Linked DNA regions of Homo sapiens: region 1 is linked to region 2. Evidence: chromatin loops called from intact Hi-C (ENCODE). Cell type or tissue: mammary epithelial cell. All regions are shown on one strand. Each heading gives the region's core, and the rest is flanking DNA. Links, peaks and the distances in the headings are about the cores only. Region 1 overlaps LOC105371829 (a long non-coding RNA gene). Region 2 holds the start of CA10 (carbonic anhydrase 10).

What was found. A loop is a pair of places that touch in the nucleus more often than their neighbours do. Peaks named below come from ENCODE experiments on the same cell type or tissue, not always from the same donor. Only the 100,000 strongest peaks of a DNase experiment are listed, where the experiment ranks them.
Region 1: a loop joins it to region 2, with 2.5 times the contacts of the local background. A loop is called at or near these places in 2 of 110 quality-filtered maps.

What each region holds. Positions count from the first base shown.
Region 1 is chr17:52,234,056-52,236,967 of GRCh38, forward strand. It overlaps LOC105371829 (a long non-coding RNA gene), which reads left to right. Exons shown (of 3, transcript XR_934859.2): 2 at 1,782-1,888; 3 at 2,372-2,893. Among named protein-coding and RNA genes, the nearest start is that of CA10, 77 kb to the left of the region's middle. In mammary epithelial cell, for the core only: no CTCF peak of the experiment used is centred there; a DNase peak (open chromatin) is centred at 1,716; H3K27ac peaks cover 899 bases.
Region 2 is chr17:52,156,155-52,159,066 of GRCh38, forward strand. It overlaps CA10 (carbonic anhydrase 10), which reads right to left and starts at 2,560. Exons shown (of 9, transcript NM_020178.5): 1 at 1,572-2,560. The coding sequence starts at 1,632. In mammary epithelial cell, for the core only: no CTCF peak of the experiment used is centred there; no DNase peak of the experiment used is centred there; H3K4me3 peaks cover 952 bases; H3K27me3 peaks cover 1,056 bases.

The DNA of each region.
Region 1 (2,912 bases), core at 166-2,665, 78 kb after region 2:
AAACGACTTAAGAGAGATTAATATTATTGATATGAATATAACCTTGTCCAAAAATGAAATCTGGAATATAAAAACAGTCTAGTTACTTGGGCTTTCCCAGAGTTTAAGTGAGGCACCCCTGAATTCTGACTCCTCGCCAGACTGGCAATGTGAGCATTTCATGTTCCAAGAAGTTAAGATCCTATTGTTAATTTACATTTGTATTTTGGATTTCTATCCTTCAACCTAATGTGAATTTGTCTGATCATCTCAGACAGGCTGTGATGCAAATGTGAAGTTTCCCTTCACACTGAAACTTGCCTAAGAGGACATCCCTGTCTAGCATCAACATTCTCCTTGGTACCAAGCACAGGGTTCTACTAATCAATACAGACTCATCAAATGTTAGAGATATTCTGCAATGGAAATGCTTTACTTTTTAAAGTAATGGTGTGCCCATATGTCAATAGCAATGGGTATTACACCAGAAATATTTGTCCTGTGGATATTAGCTCAATACATAGAAGAACATTTAGTCTTTTAGTTCAGTATAGTGAGAAAATACAGGGCTCAATTCACTTTAACACAAATATAAATTTTGAAATAGGGAAGAGAGTTTAAACTGTGTCTTTGTAGAGTATTAAAATGCCATCTTCTATTGATGGATCATTTCTAGTTTTGGCAGTTATTAGAGTACAGATTTTGAAGAAATGGTAATAAACATTACTAGTTGGTAATAAACAGCACATGCTAAGTTCTTTGGTTTCTATGTATGAAATCAAAGACTGATGAAAGTCAAAGAAAACTATAGTCTCATGTGGCTTTGGATAGATTTGTCCATAAAGTAAAAAAGAGAATAGTAGTTTTCAGTATCACTGTGGTTATGCCTAGAAATCTTCACTACACGAAATGATGAGGTTTACATGAGCAGCTGGGGAGGAATTCCCAAATGAGTGACATTCACGTTGGTTACTGAAGTATGAATAGGAGTCTGACAGGTCCAGAAAAGAGGGAGGAGTCTCAGGAAGAGGTATCAGCATATGCCAAGAACAGAAACATACAAGATAATGCTTAATTGAACCAAAAGCTACAGTATTGTGAACACAGACTACTTTGTGCATATATTTATATAAAGAAAAAATACCAGTAGGGACAAACACAGCAGGGAAGATCAATTAGAAATTTTGTGAATCAGGATTTTGTTTAAAAAGAAAAATTAGATTACTTTAATGAAGCAAATAGACATATTAACTTTATCAGTCAGGGGCTCCAACTTCTGTGTACGGCTTTGGACAGAGCCCCCAAGCGCCCTGGGTATGGTAAATAACTAGGAGTATGAACCAAAGCACTCATTGCCAGGTATTACTTTTCACTCTCTTTAAGGAATCAGATATATTATTAGATCAGAGGGTGCTGACGCTTTATTATTAGTATTTAATGGTGTGACTTACGGGAATTTAATTCCCTCACTTTGAGTGACCATATATTATTATTCTACTTGTGATTGGGCATTCACAATCTGACCTTATTAGCTGCAAACAGATGCCAGACTCAGCTCAGTTGTGCTTCCCTGGGGAATGGCAAACAGCCCATTACAGGCCCTGCCTTACAATGGTTGAACACATGGAATCAGGCAATAGGTCTCCAGTCAGGGAAAGCCAGAAAATAGAAAGCAAACTGTTTTTCTTACTTCTCATTAAACTTCTTACTTCACACTGTCGTAAGCCTGAGTCAGACTCAGCTCTTGGTCAGGGGCCTATAATTGGCTTATTGTAATTGGCTCCCTGTTTTGCCTGCCCTAGCTGTAGACTGAAAATGACCTGAAATGCTGGCAGAGTCTTCTGGGTTTTGACATTTCCTGTGTGGGATCTCCATATATTATTGCCCATCAGTCAAGCAGGAAAAAAAGGTATGAAAGTATAGTAAAATCAGTTGAAATTCCATAACTGGTCATAGTCAGTTTCCTGTTTCCTAGGGGGAAGACTGGGTAGGGTAAGTCCAGGTAGTTTGAGTCATTTGGGGGCTACATTTGGGAGAAGGAGGGTACAAGTGTCATTTGACAAAAAGGGACAAAACCTTTAGGCATGTCAAAACGTAAACTTTAGCATTGAGTTGGAGAGGGAAGTCTAAAACTGTGTCAAAAGCCAATGGTGCTTGAAGAAAAAAACAAAGTGGGATGCAGAGATAGGAAAGAGAACAGAGTAATCGATGGGCTACATGAGGTAGAAGTTGTCTCAATATATAAACTGGTGACAAAGGCAGGATCCTGACATGCAATTCCCACATTTTTGCACACCTCAATTAATTTAAATAATAGGATAGATAGAATGTTATAAATAATAAATTAAACATTTGAATAACCCTATTATCTACTTTTTTTTTTTTTTGACAGGGTATCATTCTATCACCAAGAGTGGAGGGCAGTGCCATGATCTCGGGTCACTGCAGCCTCAACCTCCTGGGCTCAAGCAATCCTTCCAGCTCAGCCTCCCAAGTACCTGGGACTATAGGCACTCTCCATTACACCTGGCTAATTTTTTGGTATTTTTTTGTAGAGATGGGGTCTCATCACATTGCCCAGGCTGGTTCTGACCTCCTGGGCTCAAGTGATCCACCCACTTCAGCCTCCCAAAGTGCTGGGATTACAGGCGTGAGCCATCATTCTGGGCCTAAGTAACCCTATCATCTAAATATGCCTCTTAGGAAATTGCATCATAGTCTTCAAGTGGAAGAGGCACGTTATTTAGAGTATATTGACTAAGAGTGCATTTTCTGGCCTCAGGAAAAAAAAAAGGTTTAAATCCTGGTGTTATCAATGATTAGCCATGGGACCTTGTTCGAGTGCTTAGTAATTCTGAGCCTTATTTTTTTCCCATCTGTTAAGTGGGGAATAAAAATAGTATCTCCCCTATAAGTTTGTTGTATTCATTGAG
Region 2 (2,912 bases), core at 211-2,710:
GCTATTTTATAACTAGTCAAATATTCTGGAACAAGAGAGAGAGTTTGAAATAGACATGTAGAAGAGAAAGATGTAAAATATGGCCTTGTGAGATGCCACCCACTTCATATCTGGACATATGACTGATATAAACCTTTACAAGTCACTTGAGAATTTTCACTCCTAGATGCAGAATGGAATAATAGAAGTCCCACTAGAGGAGTTGGGGTGACCCCAGGGCACATTTTCTTGTCTGCCAGGTACACAACACATCTCACTGATGTATCACAGAGACAAATTTCTTAATAGGGTAGCCAAGCCCCACACAGAATGATTTCGGATAAGAGTCCCATTCCTTCCCTATGAGGAGAAAATTGGAAGCCAGACTGGGATTTGGAACAGAGTCCAGGGTGAGGGCAGAACTAGGGTTGTTTTCTCCTATCCAGAATCAGGTCTGGCTTAAAGGGAGGGGATTGACAGGGCTGAAGGAAGAGGCAGGAAACATGTCTCTCCACCCCAGTGCTGCTTAAATGTGGCTGCTCAAAGGGGCAATATCCTGCTCTCCTCTTCTGATGACTTCATGGGAAGTTGGCCGAGTCCCCACTTCTGCAGAAGAATGCAGGCAGAAGGGAGCACTACAAATGGGCTTTTCCTTGGGTGCTTAAGTGGCAGGTGTGAAGGGAAATGGGGTGGGTGCCTTCAATGGGAGGAGCCACTGAACTGGGGAATACTGCTGGTCCAGGGGCTTTCCCCTTTCCCTCCCAGCTTCCTCCCAACCCCAATTCCCTGCATCAACAAAGACAGTGCTCAAAAACCAGAACTCGTCCTAACACACTCAGGCACAGGTGTCCACAAGCCCAACCTCTTTCACCTCAACACCCTGAAATCCCGTTTGCTCTTAAAAGCACAGACAGGCCCAAGTAGACTGAGAGGTCTGAGCCAGCACATCCTTGCTACTGGGAATTAAAAAACACCGTGATGTAAAGAAAGTGGTATTTGTGACACTGTAGTGCTTTAACAAGAAAATTGGGGGGGTAGAGGAGGGTGTGTCAGCAGGTTTCAAAGCATCACAATCAGTCCTGATGTGTTTGGGTAAGGCATGGAGGACATATCTCTGATCCCTGCTGGTACTCTCCAGTCCCGCATCCTCCCGCAGTCTCTTGAAAGTGGTTAGATACCCGGGCAGGGCCCCGCGTCCATTTTGCCAGCCAGGAACCACCGAGTCTGGGAACTTTGAAAGCCAGGGGATGGGGGTGGTTGTTGCCAAGGCTCGGATTTCGGCGCCAGAGTTCTCAGCCAGGAAAGCAGTTGAAAATCAACACCCATCTGCCTCTTCTTTCTCATCCCCCACCACTTTTTCCTTCACCCTTCTAGGACTGCACACAGATCCTAACCACCCCCCCCCGCAAAACACACACATTCACACACCCTTGGGCTGAGAAGATTTTTGATTCTGAAGGCGGCAAACCCGCAGAACTCAAAGGGTCTCGCCACCCCTCTCTCTGCCCCGCGGCTATATACAATAAAACCCCATACACCCCAGACATCACAACATAATCCAAATCAGCCAGTGACTTCGGCGCGTCCCGTACCTGATATGCAGACGATGAAATTGGCTTGAAGAAGAAAAAGCACCTCCCAGACTATTTCCATCCTCTGATTCTCATTCCAAGTGCATCACTCGACGGGAAAACGGGGGGAAGGGGGGAGCCCGACACGGCACACACACATACACACTCGCACACACTTCCGAGCGAGTGCACACTCGCACTCCCACCCGACAGCCGGCCAGGGACAGTCACCCCCAAGATCAATATCGCAGTTTGAATTGTTCCGGCAAATCTCCCCTCGGGCTCGACGGATGTGCGCCCCAGATGTGCTGACACATGTCCGATGCCTCGCTGCCTTGGAGGTCTCCCCGCTCGCGTGTCTCTTCTCTTCGCACCAGCGGCGGAAACCGCACTAGCAGCGGCGGCGGCGGCGGCGGCGGCAGCAGCCACCTGAAGCCACCAACACTGGGCTCTTCCAGCAAAAACGAGACCCCGATTCGTCTGGCGCCCCAAGAAGACATAGACGATAGCCCCCCGCCGGGCTGCGCCGTGCAATTCCGGGCTCCCGGGAGCGCGTAGCTCGCTGGCTAAGCCCAGGCAGTCCGCGGCAAGTTGCCCTCGAAGTCCGCCCCCCTCACCGGGGCATGGTCGGAGGGTGGCTGCTGCGCTCCGGGGCAGTTCTTCTCCTGCTTCCGGGGGGCGGGGAAGGAGCAGACACAGCAGACACACAGAGAAAGAGAGGCAGGGATTATTGCCCGAAACCGCCAGCCGCCGGCAGCCTCCGCCGACCCTCCCTGCTCCCCAGGTCCGCGCGCAGCCTGCAGCCTCTCAGCCGGGTTCCGGCAGTGCGTCCAGGGCGCCGAGGGGAAGGGCTGGGCCCCGGGGACTGGGGCGCGGTGGGGGCACACAGACTCTCCAGGTCGCGCGCGCCCTTCCTGCTCCTCTGCTATTTTCCTGAACTCCCCAGAACCCCCAGTTGCCTGGCTTCCATCGCCCGCAACTAGCGCCGCTGTCGAGATTTTCCGCAATACAACTGCAGGGGTCGTTATTTCCTCGCCTACGGATCCCTACGCTTCCCAACTCAGAGAGGAGGAGGACAGGTGGGGGCGGGAGGGGGAGGAGGAGAAGGAGGCTTGGCCAGGTGAGCGTCCTCGCCGCCGCCGGGCGTCCCAGCGTCAGCTCCGCAGCCCGGCACCCGGGGGCGGAGGCAGGAGGCCCGGGCGGGGAGGTGAGGCTGAGCGCGGCCATGAGGAGGAGGAGGAGGAGGCTGGGTGTCACAGCTTCAGGCCACCTTGGCCGCCGCCTCGGCCCCAGTCCCTGGCAGCCGCCTCCGCACTCCGCCCCGCCCTGGCTGCCTCTGTTACCCTCCAGGATTTTCGAGTT